Linked DNA regions of Homo sapiens: region 2 is linked to region 1. A link is a loop called in an ENCODE intact Hi-C map of the cell type or tissue named here. Cell type or tissue: CD4-positive, alpha-beta T cell. All regions are shown on one strand. Links, peaks and the distances in the headings refer to the core of each region. The heading gives the core; the rest is flanking DNA.

The links. Peaks named below come from ENCODE experiments on the same cell type or tissue, not always from the same donor. Only the 100,000 strongest peaks of a DNase experiment are listed, where the experiment ranks them.
Region 2: a loop joins it to region 1, with 8 times the contacts of the local background. A loop is called at or near these places in 6 of 110 quality-filtered maps.

Annotation. Positions count from the first base shown.
Region 1 is chr7:132,313,803-132,323,588 of GRCh38, reverse strand. The region is part of intron 3 of PLXNA4 (plexin A4); the gene reads left to right. Among named protein-coding and RNA genes, the nearest start is that of PLXNA4-AS1, 34 kb to the left of the region's middle. In CD4-positive, alpha-beta T cell, for the core only: a CTCF peak has its summit at 4,678 (motif pointing left); a DNase peak (open chromatin) is centred at 4,648; H3K27me3 peaks cover 1,769 bases.
Region 2 is chr7:134,137,320-134,147,105 of GRCh38, reverse strand. It overlaps LRGUK (leucine rich repeats and guanylate kinase domain containing), which reads right to left. Exons shown (of 20, transcript NM_144648.3): 3 at 7,589-7,670; 4 at 3,944-4,044. Among named protein-coding and RNA genes, the nearest start is that of LRGUK, 15 kb to the right of the region's middle. RefSeq lists a silencer at 5,693-5,762. In CD4-positive, alpha-beta T cell, for the core only: CTCF peaks have their summits at 5,445 and 5,648 (motif pointing right); a DNase peak (open chromatin) is centred at 5,665.

The DNA.
Region 1 (9,786 bases), core at 619-8,618:
AGCAGAGCCGTGGAGCAGGAGGAAGATCTAGCAGACCTATTTTGGAGGGAGAGTGCCTAGAATTGTCCTGAGAGATTTTAGGTGGACCCAGGTCAGGCCTCCTGGGTTGGGGTTTTGTTGTTGAAGGCTTTGCTTTTACCACTTTCTCTTAGGCTTTGGAGGTAATAATGCCTAACTCCTCAGATCACTCGAAGGATTAGATGAGATGATGCAAGTACACTCTACTTTGTAAAATGAAAACCTAATGGACTGTGTAGCCTCATGGCTGTTACTGCTAGCACTTCAACACACCCATGTCTCTCAATCCTTCGGTTTCCTGTGCCCACCAGGGCATCTGTCTGTTGAGTTTCATGAATCATCTGCTGGCACCCAGCAATGCACATGTACAGGTGATTTAAGGCCTGGTGGTGGGGAGAGGGCAAAAGGGAAGACAGGCTGGACAAGGTGAACTCGTGGGGATCACAGTTCAGTGGTCACCTGAGTTATGAGTCTCTCCCCCAACGGATCTTTTCCCTCTGTGAATTTCCATTATGTCACCCAGTGTATTTCATCTGTGCTAAAGGAGAATACACTGATACAAATGTGCACCACCCCTCCCCAACCCTTGTATTTCTGATGTTAAGGCCTCTCTGGCTTATATTGCCTAGAGGGGACCCAGTGAGATAGTGGATCAGCTGTCCTGTTTAAAATCTGAACAGATCTCTTAAGTCACAGGAAGCCGAACCCCAGAACAGTGGTATCCAAACCTGGTTTTGTGACATCCCTTTCTTCCTGAGCATCTCTGGTTGTTTCAAAGAGTGACCCAATGATCTCCTAAATTTCCAAAGCAAAATAAGTCACAATAGTTTAAAAATACATACAGCACGGGAGGTGCTTAAGAGGAGATGAGTGTCTCCAACTAAATGAGTGATAGTGACGGAGCAACTCACCTATGTGGCCAGGTGCTTTTTGGGGTTTGAAACTAGAGAATGGTCCTGAGAGGTTGAAATTGCACCAGGATGTTTAGCCATGCTACCTTCTTGCTGTGTGGGATAAAGAATGGAGCCACAGCCTCTTAAAACCTGATGTGACATCTAGGAGACAGAAATGAAAAAGGCAACCCTTCTGGCCAGGCACGGTGGCTCACGCCTGTAATCCCAGCACTTTGGGAGGCCGAGGCGGGTGGATCACTTGAGGCCAGGAGTTCAAGACCAGCCTGGCTAGCATGGTGAAACCCTGTCTCTACCAAAAATACAAAAAATTAGCCAGACATGGTGGCACATGCCTGTAATCTCAGCTACTTGGGAGGCAGAGGCACAAGAATCGCTTGAACCCAAGAGCAGAGACTGCAGTGAGCCGAGTTTGCACCATTGCACTCCAGCCTGAGTGACAGAGTGAGACTCTGTTAAAAAAAAAAAAAAAAAAGCCCTTTTAGGGAAATTGAACTCTAGCCTTGGTCTACCTGGTTTCCAGACCCAATGGAAAGTGTGTCTCAGACCCGAGTGCCTGCATGCAAAGATTTCCAGATTTCTCTGGCACATTCCTTTTCCAACCTTTTCACTTACCATGTTTATTTTTACTGTTTGTTTTTTTCTCACTGCTATTCTACTATAATTGTGCCCAATTTGGTGATTGGGACAAAAAAGGCACGGAAACTGGGTTGTAGCTTGCCCAGATACTCTGCTAATTTCTACCTTCTTCTGGGGGTGGAGTTTAGGACTTCCTATGCCCCCTCCGCCCCACCCAGGCTTCCCTCCTCCCCAGAAACTTGAAACTCTCCTGGGAGGGTGGCCACCCGCATACAGGCTCCCCAATATATGCACCTTGGCCCTCTCCAAAGGGCCTCCTTTTTGCCCCTCCCCACCCTCAACCACAGACACATCTTTAAAACCTTGTCTTGAATGTTCACCAGACTCTAACATGTGTCCACGTGTCCCCCGGGGCTCCCTCCTGCCTGGCTGTCTGCCTCCTGCAGGTCTGTCTGCTTATGTGCACCGACACGGCAAACACACATGGTGCACCAACATTTCAGCCCAGTGTTGCTTTGAACAAGGCCTTCCAGGGGATCAGAAATGTGGACAGCAGATGTCAGAGGTGACCCACCGTCTGCTGTTTATGGGAGTTGCTCATTCCCTGGGTCAGGGAATGTGTACAGAGACTGTCACAGCCAGCGCAATGAGCATCCAAGAGGTTGTCACTGGTATCTCCCTGGGAACTGGACCACGATTTAAAAAAAAAAAAAAAGCTTGCCTAGAACACAGACACGCTAGGGTAACTGTAGATCTTACATTCACACACATCCTGGGCTTGACATCCTTGCCTTCAGCAGCTTGGCAGACAGAAAAATAACAGTTTGTTTTCTGTGTGATCAGAGTTAACTTAACCAACCCCTGCCAAGCTCTTCTCTTTGTCAGGAGAAAGAGTCAGAGGGAAGTGAGGGCATGCAAGTAAGCGCGAGGGGGTGGCGGACGGAGAGCCAGGTGAGGAGAGGCAGCCGGAGAAAAACAGTGCTGGGAAGCTGGCCGGTGAGTGTGGAGCCAGGTGATGTGCCAGGCATCTGACAGCCGTCAAGGAAGGGCAGCTGGCAAGGGATTGCCAGGAACCGGAGGGCAGAAAAACAGGGAGATTTGGGGCAACAAACGACATAGTCAGTGGCTGGAACTTGCTGGGGATGCCCTTGTGAGCCCTGCCGCGGGAGCAGTCATTCTCAAAATTTAGGATGCATCCAGACCACCTGTAGAACTTATTAAATACAGATTGCTGGCTTCAGCCCTGGAGTTTCTGATTCTGTAGGTCTGCGCAAGGCTAGAGATTTGGCATTTCTAACAAGTTCCCGGATGCTGCTGGTCAGGAGCCCAAACTCTGAGAACCACTGCACTCAGGGAAGCCCAAAGCTGACTTGCTTTAACCTCTTCCAATATGGCATCCACCAAGAGCAAAAGCTTTATTCATGGGAAAGGTCATTCAGTGCTTGGAGAAGCACGGAGACTCTGCTCTCCTCTCTCCAGGCAGGAGGTAAGAAGTGAAAGCAGAATCTTTGGTTCGTGGGGTGTTGCAGGTTGAACTGTATCTCCCCAAAGGGAAAGCTGAAGTCCCAACTTCTGATACTTGTGCATGTGACCTTTTTGTAAATAGGGTCTTTGGAGATCTAATCAAGTTAGGATGAAGGATGGGCTTTAATCCAGTGACTGGTGACTTCATGAGAGAAAAGAATGGGAAATTTAGACAGAGAGACCCGGGCCATGTGAAGACAAAGGCAGAGATTGGAGTGATGCTGCCACAAGCCAAGGAACAGCAAGCACTGCCAGCAGTCACTGGAGGTGGGAAGAGGCAATGAAGGATTCAGCCCTACCGGCCCCTTGATTCCAGACTTCTAATCTCCAGAGCTGTGACAGAATACATTTCTGTTGTTTTATGACACCCAGTTTGTGGTCACCTGTTATGGCACCCCCGGCAAATGAATACACTGGGTTTTCAGAGTTTGTTTGTGTTGCCATCTTAAAAGCGCCCAGTATGACCACTGTGGGTAGGTCTTGTGTCATGCTGACTTTCAAGGGAGATGCCTGTCCTCTGCACATGTCTGTAGGTGCAGCTCCAGGTTGCTTGACTGTGGAGATGTTCACCAGGGCAGTCCAACTCAGGTGTCTGAGAAGGCAGGGGTGGAGAACATGGGAGAGGTGGGGAAGCATGGCACTGCCCTGCAGAACTCCAGCAGAGCCCTTTGACTGGGAAGGAAGCAAGTGGAGAGCATAGGAGAGGTGGGGAAGCATGGTACTGCCGTGCACGGCTCCAGCAAAGCCCCATGGCTGGGAAGGCAGGGTAAGGCACTGTGCATTTCAGGAACTTACACGGAATAAAAGAAAGGTTAGGATGACAGGGAGGCAGTGTGAGAAAACCTGCTTCTGGAGCAGGAAGTCCGGTGATCTCAGAGCACCAGGAAATTAGCATAAGGAAACAGCAAAATTGTCCGTTAAGAATGCAGAGCCAAAACTTCATGGTAGAGGAGTGCAGCGGCAATGTGTTTGGAGAGTAGGAAACAGGTGGAGAGAATTATAAATTACAAGGAACCCTGAGAACAGATCTAGAGTAGGAAACAGGTGGAGAGAATTATAATTTACAAGGAACCCTGAGAACAGACCTAGAGTAGGAAACAGGTGGAGAGAATTATAATTTACAAGGAACCCTGAGAACAGATCTAGGATGAAGCCCTCATCACAGCACCTGGAATATGCTAGTTTTCTATTTCTCAATTTGGAGTTCCCTGGGGACTGCATGGGAATCACCAGTAGCACTTACTCAAAATGCACGTTCCTGGGCTCCACCTCAGCCATGCTGCGTGAGAGTCTCAGTGGACAGGGCCTGGGAAGCTGCATTTTCACAAGCTCTGCAGGGGTTTTATGCTAAGTCTGAAAACCATGCTGCATGTGCTTAGGAAACGTTAGTAGGTTTCCCCCTTTCTAGATTAGATTAGGGGAAATAGAGAAGAATGGAAGAGAGGAGAGGAGGTTTCAGAAGGGCCTTTGGATGGCTCTCCTCCATATCGCCTTGCCCAGGACCTCTATGTGGGCCACCTTGGGGTGCGTGTGGACATGCCTTCCCTTCCACGGTTGGACCAGTCCTGACAAGCGCTGCGGGGCCAGGCGTCACAGGACTGGAGTCACCCGACTGTCGCAGCACTGCCACCTGCTGGCTGCAGGAGAAAATGCAGAATTCAACAGAGAGTCCACACTTGTTAAAGACCAGCTTCAGAAACACACAGGCAGAGACCCGCGCACACACATACCTACATATACACCACAGAACAGAGCCCCTCCGACCCTGGCTAGACCACAGCAGCATCTGTGATTTTGCCTGTGTAACAACTACAGATGGGTTCGATTTCTCCCTTCAGGGGACAGATGAGATTGGAGTGGGGGAGAAGAATTAAAAAAAAAAAAAAAAAAAAAAAGCAAAGTGCGTGATGATCACCAGAGGCTCTGAAAAGACTTCCTCTTCCCTCCTTCCTTCCTGTTTTCCGGTAAACACAGGAGGTAAAGATGTGCAAGTTGTGGAAACGCTCATTCTGCAGGGGGTGGGGAGGGAGAGTCCTGCAGCTGAGGCATCCCTTGGCTCCCAGCCCTGGGGAAGGAGAGGGAAAGCAGGGAGGGAGGAAGCCAGGAGGCTGGAGAAGCTGACCCTCCCCCAGCTTAGCGCTCTCAAGTGTCCAAAGCAAGTGAGCACATACTGATATCACCTCCTTTCCTCGACACTCTGGGTTCTGGGCAGTATTGCGCTCTTTTCTGCCTCAGTTTCCCCTTTAGTGAGCAGATGGGGCTGCCAGAGGGTCAGACCCTGGTGTGATCTCTGGTGCTCAGAAGGGTGAGAGTGTCCACATGAATCACCTGTCTGGCTAGGAAGGGCTCCAACTCCCTCCCCCTGCAACCAGGGCCCTGAGATGCTACCCCTGCCCTCTCCGCTCCAGTCCCCCTGCCTGCAGGCCTGCTTGTTGTGTGGGATGAACTGCTGAGATTGCCTTGTCTCGGTTCATGACCTTATGTCAAAACCACTTGGGATTGAGTTTCTTTGACCGGGTTACTCGGGTCTTCAGGGAAAATGGATTACAGCCTTTCCCAGGAGGCACAGATTCTTGCGCTCTCAGAGAATGTTCTCTGGCCTGCAAACTGTGCCTGCCTGGCCCCGACCCTTGCTCTGCCTGGCTCTTGTTCTCCACTCCCTGCTCTTGGATTTCTTCCCTACCCATTTCTGAAATTGCCTGGCCAGGTGTAACCTGAGCCAGCTGAGGGAGGGAGCAGGCTGAGAGGCTCCCTACAACTGGTGTTCCACAATGCTGTGCTGACTTTTGCTTGTGCTGCTCCATTTTGCTCTTGTTGCACACAACCTGGTCATGGTAAACTCATGGTAGCTTTGCAAGGATAGGCAAATGGTCACTGAATGCCACAGAATAAAAGTAATCAGGGAAGACTTTGGATCCTATGCTAGTGAATCCCAGACCAGTAAATCCAACCCAGTTCAGTCCAACTCAAGTCAACCAATTTATTCCAATTCAACATAACACAACCCAATCCAACCCCATCCAATGCAACCCAATCCAATTCAATCCAACTGAACACAACACAACCCAATCCAATCAAATTCAACCCAATCCAACTCAACTCAATCCAATTCAATACAATCCAACACAACCCAATCCAATCAAATTCAACCCAACCCAACCCAATCCAACCCAACTCAATCCAATACAACCCAACACAACCCAACCCAATCCAGTCCAACCCAACCCAACCCAACTCAATCCAATTCAGCACAACCTAACTCAACCCAATTCAATCCAATCCAATCCAACCCAACCCAACCCAACCCAGTCCAATCTAACATGATATAGCACAGCACACACAACCCAACACAACCCAATCCAATTACATTTAATCCAACACAAACTTAACTGAACCCAGCCCAATTCAATTCAACACAACACAACTCAATCTAATCCAGCACAACCCAACTAAATCTAATTCAACACAACACAATCCAATCCAATTCAACCCAACCTAATCCAATAAATCCAGTCTAACACAACACAACACACACAACCCAATTTAACAAAACCCAACCTAATCCAATCCAATACAACACAACACAGCCCAACCTAACCCAATGCAGCACAATACAACTCAATCCAATCCAACCCAACCCCAGCACAACACAGCTAGGCTCAAGCAACAGGCAGTCTTATAGCACCCTGTTTTACTCATCTCACTCTGCATTGATGAAACTGGAGGGTGGGGGACTAAATTGTGTACTTTTCTTGTGAGACCCCAGTCCCTTATTTAAAAAGAAGTGGGTGCCAAGATAGCATGGTAAGAACAACAGGTTCAGAAGTTAAGAGACCTAATGAAGCTACAGTGGTGTCATGAATTTGGAGAGTCATTTCCCATCCAGGCTTTAGTTCTTCATCTGCTGGGGAGCTATGGCCTAAGGACACTTCCCAAACCCAGCTCACAATACTGCTGGGAGGACACACTGAAATGATGTACATAAAAATCCTTTTCAAAATTTGAGGCACCAAGCTATTATTGATTAAGTACTTTATAGGCTAGGGTTAAATCTATGTTTTAAAATCTTAGCCTGGAAGTTTGTGAGAGTTTAGGGTCTCTATCCCATAGTGACTTGATCCGTAAAGTGCTAAAATGAAATGTTCCTCCTAAGTCCACCATTTTCCATGCGTTTAAGTCAGTTGATTGAGTTTATGTTAAGAACATCAAGGTTTTCCCAAACTCTGGTTAGAGAGCTTGCTGCAAAGAAATGTATTGTTCCCTTAACCTAAACCCAAAAAGTTGACTAGAAGAGAACTGGGAGAATGTGGACGATTCAATAAAATCCACCTCCCAACACAACATAGGGAGGCTTATGGTGATAGAGTCGCATTTTTTAGTTTAGTCATTTGAGGCAATAAGTGGGCGTTCACTTTGTTAAAGGAATGACAGTGCCCCTCTTCAAGGGCATAGCAGTTTTTCCAAGTTGAAAAAGTAGGATATGCTTTGCTTATTATCTCCAGTTTATGAAAGTCAGATCATATCAGTTCCCCCATCCTGGAAACATACAACACTTCCCCTCTGTGTACAGGTTAAAGCCCAGCACTTTGAAAGACATTCAAGGGTCTTTTGCACCTGCATCCAACCTACCACTCTGGGCTTCCCTCCCACCATGCCCCCAAAAGTCATATGCCCTGACCACAGCTGACTACCCTACACTGCACACACGTGGCACTTTCCTCCATCTCTGCCTTTGCTCATGCCAGCCTGCCTAGGACATATTCTTCCTCATGGCTCCTGCTATTTGAATCATATTCCTCCTAACAATCAGCTCACATTGCCACTCTTCTGGGAAGCACACTCCTCAGAATTGACCACTGCTTCCTCTCCATGGCCACCAGAACAGAAGTCAATCATTTGAATGTGCTTCACTCGGGAGGGGCGTGAGATGTGGGCCAAGGTGTATTGGGTTTTAACCAGAATATCTGATCGAAAATGAGATCCAGCACTTGTTAGCTATAATCTAACTTTGAGCATCATGTAGCCCATCTGAGTCTTAGTTTGTTCATAGATACAACATGAGTACAAATAATCATCCTCCTTCCCTCACTGGAATCATGGTTCATTTATTAATTCAATAAAGTTTATTGTGTCCTTACTATGTGTGGTGTGAATTAAATTTAGAAAGTCAATGTGAAACTGCTTTTTAAATTGTGCTGTGAATCTTGTTTTGGACAAGAAGTCTTTGAGGGTAGAAACCAGCCAAATCTTATTTGAAATGTGTGCATTTCTGGGTGGGATTTTACACAGTACATGCTCAACTCATGTTCAGCAATGGAATGAACTAGAGAAAACAAGCCTCCCAGAGGTCACACAGAACAGACCGGAGTGAAAGCCCCTCTGGTCCTGTTTCCCAGGCCCCAGTAGCAGAAATGTCTCCCTTGCTCACACATCCTCCCCTGGCTCACTTAGGTGCCAAATGGAAAAGTCAAGGAAGAAAGTGCCACAGAGGAAGAGCACAATATTCCACTGGATAACTTGCTCAGGAGAGTGGATAAGATTATCCTTAATAACCTGACACTTTTATTTATGGAGTGTCTCTGATAAAAACCCTCCAAAATGCTTGCAGTCCATTGGAGGAGAGGAAATAATTACCTGCTTAGAAATCTGAGAGGAAGTTAAGTGACGCAAGACAATTTTGTTGCTGGCTTCTTTTCGTGTCTTGCAACACAACAAGCTGGCATGATCAGAGCCCTGCTGGGCTGAGGAGGAACAAAGAAGTCTTTCCATCATGACTTTTCCTGGTCTACGTTGAGGATGGGAAGTAAAGTGGCTGGAAGTCCAGTTAGTGAACTCCAGCGTGCAGACCCAGGACAGTTCTGATACAGGACCCAGGGTCTGGTGATGTGGAACCTCCGTGAGGACCTCTTTTGGAACCCCAGAGTAACAACCTGTAAAATCTCAGTTTTTCTTGATATTCTCCAACCCTCAGCTCTCCCACCCTTTCCTTCCTCTTCCTCCCTTCCCTACTTCCCGTGGCCTCCCTTTCCAGACTCTGATGGGGGTGAACCATGGAAGGCCCCAAGAAGCAGAAGGGAACCAGCACCCCCGGTCATGGGCATTGGCATGAGGCCGACTAAACGCTCTGACCCAAGGGGAAGGTCTGTGGGGAGAAGGGGCCACACCACACACTCAACCCTTAGAGGGCTTCGTTTTGTTTTAAGTCTTAGGTCAGTGTGGGAAATAAACCCTACTATTTTTTAAATAATGGTAGGTATTTCTGGATTTTTAATTTGACATAGACTTTGGAAAGAAGTTCCTGAACCAGCCCTAAGCAAAAATTGTGAAAATTTTGGTGCAAAATGAGACTTTTGTTTGGTTCTGTGAAACTGTTTAATCCAAAGAAAAGTTCCTCAGATACTAAAATTGAAGGACCCTGGTGATGGTGCAGAGAAGGTAATTAAATCGGTGTGTCTTTCCTGTGCTCCTCAAAGTGACTGCCTATTCATTTGCAAGTTTATGTTGGGTCATGCATGGAGCCTATTTCAGCTTCTGGGATGAGAAGTGGGAGAACATTCTATTCCTCAACTTAGTGAGCCCTCTGTAGTGTCTGGGGGCAACGTGAAGGGAAGTAGGAAATAGTGATTTGTGTTCTTCCCTTTCCCCGGCACTTTTCCAATCTGTATTCTGTAATCTATGGAATGTGTCTGATGTGACCCTTAGAGACAGGGTAGGAGGGCCAGCCTGCCATGGTGGTCGTCTAAATTCTGGCTCC
Region 2 (9,786 bases), core at 1,190-9,189, 1.8 Mb before region 1:
AATGCCTCTTCAACTTTACATTCTTTCTCAAAATTGACTACTGTAGGAAAGCTTTTTCAGCAACTTCTGTTGTTCCTAGTCAAACATGTAAGACTAAAAAACAATATTAAATAACTTTAATTATTCACCTGCTGACAAAAGATAAACAAAAAAAGTTTTTTTAAGGAAAGAAAAACTCAAGTTTTGGAACCACTGCATTCATAATTTGCTGGGTACATTATAATCATTTTCTGGAAAACCATCAAGCAATTACATAATAAGCACTATTCTAATTTTTCCATGCCCTTTAAAATAGTGATTTCACCCCCCAAATTTATGGAGATTATTTTAGCAACACATTAAATACTAAACCCTTTAAGTACTAAAAACTTTATACAGTAAATACTAAAAACTAATTTAGAAACAACTCCAATGGCAAGAGTAGAAAACTGATGAAGTCAATTGCAATACAGCAAGCAACAGGACTACTTAGTAAAATACAAGTTAGCAAACTATATGAAGAAATAGAAATGTACAAATAAAAGTGTTATTAAAAAAATCAGAACACCAAATGTATGCATATACAAATGGGAGCTATGGAAAATGCATACTATGAAATAAGTCAGTTTGGCATGATGTAAATGGAGTTTAACATTCACTTTTTTCTTCTATAGAATAATAATAAACTAGGAATAAGCTTATCATGATAGGGCTTACTTATTATTGACACTTTTTCATCAACATCTTTCATTCTGGTGCCATAGTATGACATCTGTATAACTACACCTCAGTCAGGGCAAACGCTAATACTATGCTCTCTATGTAGCTATGGTATTAGGTTTCTTTTTTTTTTTTAGATGGAGTCTCACTCTGTCGCCCAGGCTGGAGTGCAGTGGCTCAGTCTTGGCCCACTGCAACCTCTGCCTCCCAGTTCAAGCGATTCTCCTGCCTCAGCCTCCCAAGTAGCTGGGACTATAGGCTCCCACCATCATGCCAGGCTAAATTTTGTATTTCTAGTTGAGGCAGGGTTTCACCATGTTGACCATGGCTGGTCTTGAACCCCTGACCTCAAGTGATCCACCCGTGTCAGCCTCCCAAAGTGCTGGGATTACAGGCCTCAGCCACTGTGCCCAGCCAGGTTTCTTGAAAGACCTTAAAGGGGTTTGTGCCACTGTTTGGACTCCCATTGGAACCTAGAGCTTGGAAAAAGTAGCCATCAAGTCAAATTAACATTTTTCACCTAGTAAGAGCAAAAGCATTCTAATAAATACAAAAAGAGTGCACATACAAGTCCCCGCTCTAGGAAATGCATGTTCTCTCTGGTTGGTGGTACAAGGCTCATAGATATTAAATGAAAAGGAAGTGGAGCTTCTCAAGATGGCGGAGCATAGTACATGAGCCTGACTTACTGGAAAGATGTGGGCCATGGGGTCTCAGACAGTGGGTTCAATCCCAGTTCCGCTGCCTCCCAGCAAAGGTGAAGTTAGTTACCTAACCTTTCATGCTTCAGTATCAGGACAATATCAGGACAGCCCCACAGCTTTACTGGGAGGATTAAATAATACATTGAAAACACCTGAGGCCAGGCGCAGCAGCTCACACCTGTAATCCCAGCACTTTGGGAGGCCAAGGCGGGCAGATCAGCTGAGATCAGGAGTTTCAGACCAGCCTGGTCAACATGGTGAAACCCCGTCTCTACTAAAAGTACAAAATTAGCCAGGTGTAGTGGCTTATGCCTATAATCCCAGCTACTCGGGAGGCTGAGGCAGGAGAATTGCTTGAACCTGGGAGGCAGAGGTTGCGGTGAGCCGAGATCTTGCTATTGCACTCCAGCCTGGGCAACAAGCATGAGACTCCATCTTAAAAAAAAAGAAAAGAAAAGAAAAGAAAACATACACCAGGAGGCCACCATCATTCCTTCCCAGGTCTACACAGAGCTCACAGTGGCTTGCAGCACCTCAGGGTACAGCTTGGCACTTGGTACACACTTCTCTAAAATGACCAATATATTTGCTTGTAATTCTCCAGGAGCTCAGAACCTTAAAGATGGGGTCCATGATCTGTTTTTGTTCATTTGTAGGGTCTTTCTGGGAGAGTGCAAGGAAGGGGTGTGAAAGGGAGAAACTCCAAAGTTTTTCCTGGGGTAGGGGTCATGCTGTTACCATGAATGACTGCCCTGTGGCTTCAGACAAGGCGAATGGAACAGCAAAAGGTGAATCAAAACAGCTTTGCAAATTCAATTCCTGATAACCTCAAGACGATGCGGCCCCACACTGAGTACAGATAGGCACCTAGTGCGGCTTATTTGCACAAAGGAATGTCATCCTGGCAAAAACTATAATTTCAAAGGGAAAAAATGCACTATTGATAAGGGAATGATATAAAACTGAAGAAAAATTGAAAATTAAGGTCTCTCATCAGTATAAGGGAATGTCTGTTTCTTGATTTCAAACAGATTTTCATATTTGTGCAACTCTCCATAGAATATTTTGGATTTAAGTTAATTTGGTTTGTAAATAAAATAAAACTAATAGATAATAAAAGGCAATAGTTGATGTCCATTCCTTAAAATGACTTTTTAATTAAATATTTGAGTCCAATACAACAACACTAATCACAAAACCCAGGGTGATCGTTTCCAGATTTGTCAGCACATTAGAGCCACCTGATGGTCTCTTTAAAAGTCCAGGCCAGGCGTGGTGGCTTACACCTGTAATCCTAGCACTTTGGGAGGCTGAGGCAGGTGGATCATTTGAGTCCAGGAGTTCAAGACCAGCCTGGGCTACATGGTGAAACCCCGCCTCTACAAAAAATACCAAAAAAGTTAGCCAGGTGTTTTGGCACGTGCCTGTAGTCCCAGCTACTCAGGCTGAGGTGAGAGGACCACTTGAGCCCAGGAGTCGGAGGTTGCGGTGAGAGTGAGACAAGATTGCGCCACTGCACTCCAGCCTGGGCGACAGGATCACTTGAGCCCAGGAGGCTGAAGTTGTGGTGAGACAAGAATGCGCAACTGCACTCCAACTTGTCTCTGAAAATAAGAAGCCCAAAGCCCACACCTTACCTTGGACCACTTAAATCAGAATCTCTTGCAGTGGGATTTGGGTATCAGTAGGTCTGAAAACTCCCTCAGGTGATTCCAATGTGCAGAAGAGTGTGGGAACCACTTCTCTCTGACCTTGCTACTTAAGTATGACCGATGGACCAGTGGCATGACATCATCAGGAAGGTTTTTAGCAATCACAGGCTCAGGCCCCACCCCAGACCTAATGGGTCAGAATTCCCTTTTCACAAGAACCACAGGTGATTTGGGCATGCATTTAAGCAACAGACTCACTGCTCTAGGGCATAGCAAACTATTCCATCCACCACTGTCCACAGGTAGTTTATTTCTGCTTCAGAAATGCAAAAGCAAGTGCGGAGAAGCAAGAATGGAGATCTGAAAGCATTATTTTCTTAAAAAGTAAAGTTAGATAAATAAAAGGGCAAAGTTTGAGCCTAGGACATTTTTACAGATTATTCAGATATAAAATTTTTCAGATAAGTTATTCCGCTATATGTCCCATAACATCATGCTGTACATCTGAAATATACACAATAAAATGCATTTCTTTAAATAAATAAAATGTACCAAGTAATATTTTTAAAAAATTGTTCCACTATAACAACAAAAAAAGGGCAATAATAACTACTATTCAAATGAGGGAAAGAGGAGACCAGAGGAAAGTTCGTTGGTTTGAACACTAGGTTTGAACAAAGCTTCCAGAAAGCCTATCCACTGACAGACCAGCTCCCTTTTCCAAAATAAAGTATACACAAAGCCTTCTTTTTTATTTCATTTCAGACACTTACATTGCTTACCTCTGTATCTTATTCTCTCTGAATTCTCTATTTGAGTGCTATTTTGCTTATTTAATGCACTTTTGCAAACCCCTTAATGTGTAATTAAGGTATTCATAAAGTCTACCTTGAGGTTTTTGGGTGGCTTGAAATTGAAGAACGTAGTCAAATTATTTTGAGAAGCATTAAGTTCTAGGAGATAAGGCATACAACTCACACAAGATAAATCTACGGAGGGAAACAGATACAGAATAAGGTAAGCCAATAAAATAACAAGACAAAGGCATTAAAAACAGTGTACATGACATCAGAATATTTTAAAATTATAACAGTTGCAAAGACATCTTAATTATTCCATATGAGTGAAAGGAATAAAATCAGGAGTATGTGAAATATACAAAAAAAAGGTAGAAAACTCTCGGAGTCAATAATTTAATCCTCTTCCCCAGGGGTGGCCAATCCTTGTATGCCCTATTTTGGGGGCAGCCAAGTAACCAATCCCTGCGGCCTCTTCCGCATGCCCGCTCACTCTGCCACTAACAATGAAATGCTACAAAACTTGCCAGCATTTGAGAAAAGGATGAAAAGCAAAAGCCTTAGATAATCCTCTTGATAATTAGCCCCTAAATAACTAAATTAGATCTTTTCATAAAGAGTGGAAATGCCACAATTAGGAAACTCTCTTTGTTGTAAATTAAATTTTGTTTCAGTTGGACTTACCACTAGATCGCATTAACTATTTGAAGTGATTTAACTCATTGCTGTTATTTGATTTTTGACTCCAGATTGGATCAAACGTACATCCGAGTTTTGCATTTTATCCCAAGCACACACTTTGAATCTTGAACACTAAGTAAAGAACTACTGTGCTAATAAAGGATAGTGCTAATGAAATTACATATAAAAGATAAAAGATATGAACTATTGTTTTACCTTTCTCTATGACTTTACAGCAGACACAGAGGTAGGGGAATGAATTAGGGAAGGAATCAGGAAGGGTCACACAGTAAGGGTTATGGCCCTGTCTCTACTAGTAAGTCCTTTCTCTGCCTAAAAATGGCAACAATGCTAGCATTTCCCTCTCTCTCCTCGTTCTAGATTCTAGATCATAGTATGCGCTATTACAACCTCCTGGGGATGGCCTCTAGTGGGAGAATGGAGCCTCCTCACCCGAAGCCAAGCGAAGTGCTTCTACCTTTCTCCAAGTGGCACAGACACATGCAGACCTGGGGAAGGAAGCCAGCCTGGAGTAGTTGGGGCCCTGCCCTGAGGTGGGTAGGACATGCTATGTAAGGGGCCTCCTGGTATCTTCCCTTCTCAATAGTCACTGAAGCCAGAAAATTCCCCCCAATTTCTATGTTATTTTTCTGGACGAAACCATGCCCTTCCTTACTAAATGTAAATAGTTCCAGGAGAGACAGTACTTTGAGACATTAACACTTTGTTGGAAATGAATCAGCAAATCAAGGAAGAACTCTTCGAGGAAACCTAAGGAGAAACTGTAATTGCTTTCCAAGTGGTATCGATTTGTCCATGCTGAGCTCAGCTACATGTCTGTCAGCAGTGGTCTCAACTCTACTAACTTCACGGGACCACCAGACTCTCCTGAAAGATGATCTTTCTGTGGGCAGGTAAATGGAGATCCTTCTTGAAGCAGAAGCAGCAGCTAGTACTTAGCTAGAGACAAAGAGATGGTGAGTGCATTTCACACACTGTAGATAGCCAGTGTTTTCATATCAAGACAGAAAAAAGTCCTTGGTCTGGGTTGCTGGACATTGAACTTGAGCTGGCCTGTGGTCCCTATCAGTGCAGTGACCTCCTTGCCCACCAGAGGGCAGGAGCTCCTCGTGTCTCCATCACTGGTTTTCGGCATGTGGTCCCGGACCAGCAGCATCAGCCTCATCCAGGAGCTTATTCGAAATGCAAATTTCCAGGCCCCGCCCCAAACCTACCGAATCAGAAACCCTGAGAGTGGGGCCCAGAAATCTGTGTTATCAGGGCTTCCAGGTGATTCGGATGCAGTCTGAAGTTTGGCCTGCACCAGGAGACCAGTGAGACTGTCATCACAAAAAGAAACATATGCGGTACTTTACACACAGGAGGCTTTCAAACAGTTGACGAACTAATGAAATGTGCCATCCAAGGTTAGTGAGGACTGATCGGGCTGAAGAGAAAGGCTTGGAGCGTAACTGTGGGCTCCCTGCTCCTGTTGTCAGCAGTGAGCATTGGCAAGGCCCCCACCACTCCGCGATTTCCTACCCAGCAAATGGAAACAACCGCGGAGGTATGGAGTAGGCCAAGTGCTCCTGCCAGAGACACTAGAAAAGGCCTTCTGATGAGATGACCATCTAAGATTTGCTTTAAAATAACCCTGGGGAAGCTGGGCAGGGAGGTATATAGATGGGCTGATCACTGTTGAACCCAAATATTCATTCCAATATTCTATTTGTGCTTTGTAATTTTCCATAATAAAGCTTTAGAAAACTAGAAAAAAGTTAATTGAAAGTCTTTCAAAAACAGTAGTATTTTAAGAATGAAAATGGGCTAGAATATTTCTTAATCGTTAAAAAGTGGACTTTATTAGGGTCCTAGAAGGGGAAAAAAACCCCAGAATCAAACAGAGAAGACATATCAGCAACATTTATTTGTCATAAAAAAGGCAGGCAAAAGAAGCAAGCAGAAAGATTATCAGTGAAGAAAGCAGGTCAGAAGTAATGATTTGCTCACTTCCCTAGAAATCTAAAGAAAAACATTATACACTGTCAACTTCAAATAAGATCAGAAAATTATAAACAAGGATCAAGCTTTGAAGAAAATTTGACAATGGTAGGACTAATTTCATTAAATGTGAACAAGGTGTCATAACAAATACCTTATATAAAACTACAAATTGTGGAGTTAGAGTTGAAAGAATCAACTAAATAAAGACAGCAAAAAAGAATGAAAAATATGTATTTGTGAATCCCTGGTGCTCAATAATAAGGGTAAAAGAGCTAACAGATTTAAAATGCAAAATGTAGGCCCGGGCACAGTGGCTCACACCTGTAATCCCAGCACTTTGGGAGGCTGATGCGGGCAGATCACTTGAAGTCAGGAGTTCCAGACCATCCTGGCCAACATGACGAAACCCTATCTCTACTAGAAATACAAAAAATTAGCCAGTCGTGGTGGTGCGTGCCTGTAGTCCCAGCTACTCCAGAGGCTGAGGCAGGATAATCACTTGAACCCAGGAGGCGGAGGTTGCAGTGAGTTGTGATCATGCCACTGCACTCCAGCCTGGGCAACAGAGTGAGACTCCATCTCAAAAAAAATGTTTTTTTAATTTTAAAAATAAGATTTTCAAAATGCAGAATAAAGAGTGTAATAAAATATAAATGCAAAAGCAAAATAAAGAAAAGAATCTGTTAAAGAAAAAAAAGACTAATTCATCTGCACTGAGTAACAGAGGAAAAGAAAAGAAATCATTAAATATTCAGGGAGTATTGAAGAAGTAATGATCGATCTCTTAAAAGGAAAAAATAAAGCCAACATTCCATCTCCTAGTCTTAAATATCATTGACTGCATCTCAGCCACATCATCATATTGCAGATCTGTGCCTTTTTCTCTCTCAGCAGTTATCGGTGCCTTTTTTACATGGAAAGCAAAGGATCAATATGTAAATTGATACACAAATTAGTGATATCAAGTCTGGCATTATTAAACCATATTACATACTGCAACGTTTAAGTTTTCAGATAATTCAGTGATCAATCTAGAATGACAATTACATACCTTCAATTTTATTCGCTGAAAGATCCAACTTCTGTAGATGAACATATCCACAGAGAATGCTAACATCAATTAAATTACAACCCTGAGAAAACAAAAGGTAAAAGACTTTAATGTTGCTTTATCAGGTTACTACTCAGCCTTCTTGCAATAACTCTTGATGGAAAGAAATCCAGAATTTCTTTCACAAGTATAGAAGAAGAGAGAGAACAAAATCTGAAGCCTGCTACTAATAGGATCTCAAAACAGATGCCATAAAAAAAAAGCCCTTCCTTTGAAGAAAATAATAGCTTAATAACGTTAGTGTTGTTAGCAAAAACAAATACAACATGAAAGGCCAATTTAAAGCAGTGTTCATGGAGACCGTTAGAACAGAGTCTTTTTTTTCTTTTAATAAATCACACAATAGCAATAAAGACAAGGCCTTTACCTAGTAGAAGAAAAAAATGTCTAGAATTTAAATGAAGTTTTAAAGAGAATTCACACCTCATCAGGAAATCATTAATAACAATACTACCTACACTTTCACCTTTTCATTTTCAAAGCTCTTTCACAATAATCTCATCTGATCAAACACACCTGTGAAATCTGTAGGGCAGCTTATTCCCAATTTAGAGATGAGGGATGTGAGGTACAGAGAGGTAGGTTAACAGCCTGAAATCACACAGCAAGTTAGTTATAGAGAAGCAGTATCTAAGTCTCTTGAATCCTTGTCCAAAATTCTTTCCAGGATATCTTGATTCTAGTCAACTTCAGATGAGGTTGAGGGGAATTTGGTTGAGTGGAACAAAGACTTCTATGATTGTTTTATGTCGTGATGGCGGAGTCAGAAAACAAGCAAACCAATGAAGAGTCATTATAAGCACGTTCTCATATAGAATAATGGTGATTGTTTAATGAAGGCCGCTAGAACAGTAATAATAAATAAACACTTACTGAATATTTACTATTTACAAGGCATTGTGCTTGGCATGATGAGAAATGCAATGATGGAAGAGAGCTATATTGTGCCCTTAAGAAACTTATGACTTTGGTAGGAGAGAAGATATGTACACAAATAATAAGAGAAAGTAAAAAAAATAACATGTAACATAAGTAAGACATAAAGGAAAAAAAAATCACCAAACTAGGCAACTCTAAGAAAGTGTATTCAGTAAGACAGGTTATTAAGTCAAAGTAATTCAACGTGTAATATCTCAAATGTAAGGAGGTCAGTGGCAAAATAAATTAAGCTTCAGTCCATCCAGCTGAAATAAGATTTAAAGGATTGCTTTTTGGGGTAGATCAATTTAAGGCATAGCACTACCTACAGAAGTAGAATATTGATTGAAAGGGGCTTGTGTGGGGATGCACTGGCTGCTGGAATTATATACCATATTCCAGCGTCAAACACAGTGCAATGCATACAGGGTGCTCCCTGTATGTTATTGCCTGACTGGCTGAGTCATCCATAAAATGTTACAAAGTGAAAATAGAAAAAGATTACTGTTTTAATATGCTGACCTTGAAGGACATGCCCATGGAACTAGCAAAGGTGAAAAAAGTTTAACATTTCTTGCTTAGCTTACTCATTCAAATCCAAGATAGAACAGGCTTATAGTGAATTACATACCCTTTCGCCAAATCATGGTGCCATGGTAAAATTTCAATGTGCGTTTTTTTTTTCTCATATGTACCTAAATTTACTCTGTGGATCTCCAATGAATATTTAATGCTTTACAATATAAGGAGGCACAACGACTTAAATTGTTTTTCTAGGACTACAGAGAGACAAAATGAGGAAAGAAGCAAGTATTCCCAGTAGTTTGCTCTTACAGCCTCTCTTTTGATAAAATTGAAGCCAAGGTTTTGTGCTACTCTATGATGAGTACTGAAATCTTAAAAACTGATGAATAATAATAGATTTTTTTTTTCTTTAATGATAGGTATCTTTTGGAAAGTAAGGTATAGCTCAAAGCCTCTTATTTCTTGACATACTTAGTGGGGAAAGTCAATATCAAAATACTTTGTTCCCTTGGATTCAGATATAAAGTTTAGTGTTTCTTCCACTGATCAGAGAGAAAATTCTTAAAGAGTCTTTGATTGGTTTTACAGAATCAAATTCAACCTCCTGGAAAGAAAGCATTGATTACTATAATATAGACTACTTAAGATGAAAGAAATAGAGTGTGAAGAGAATGAAAACTAAGAAATTTGGGGGG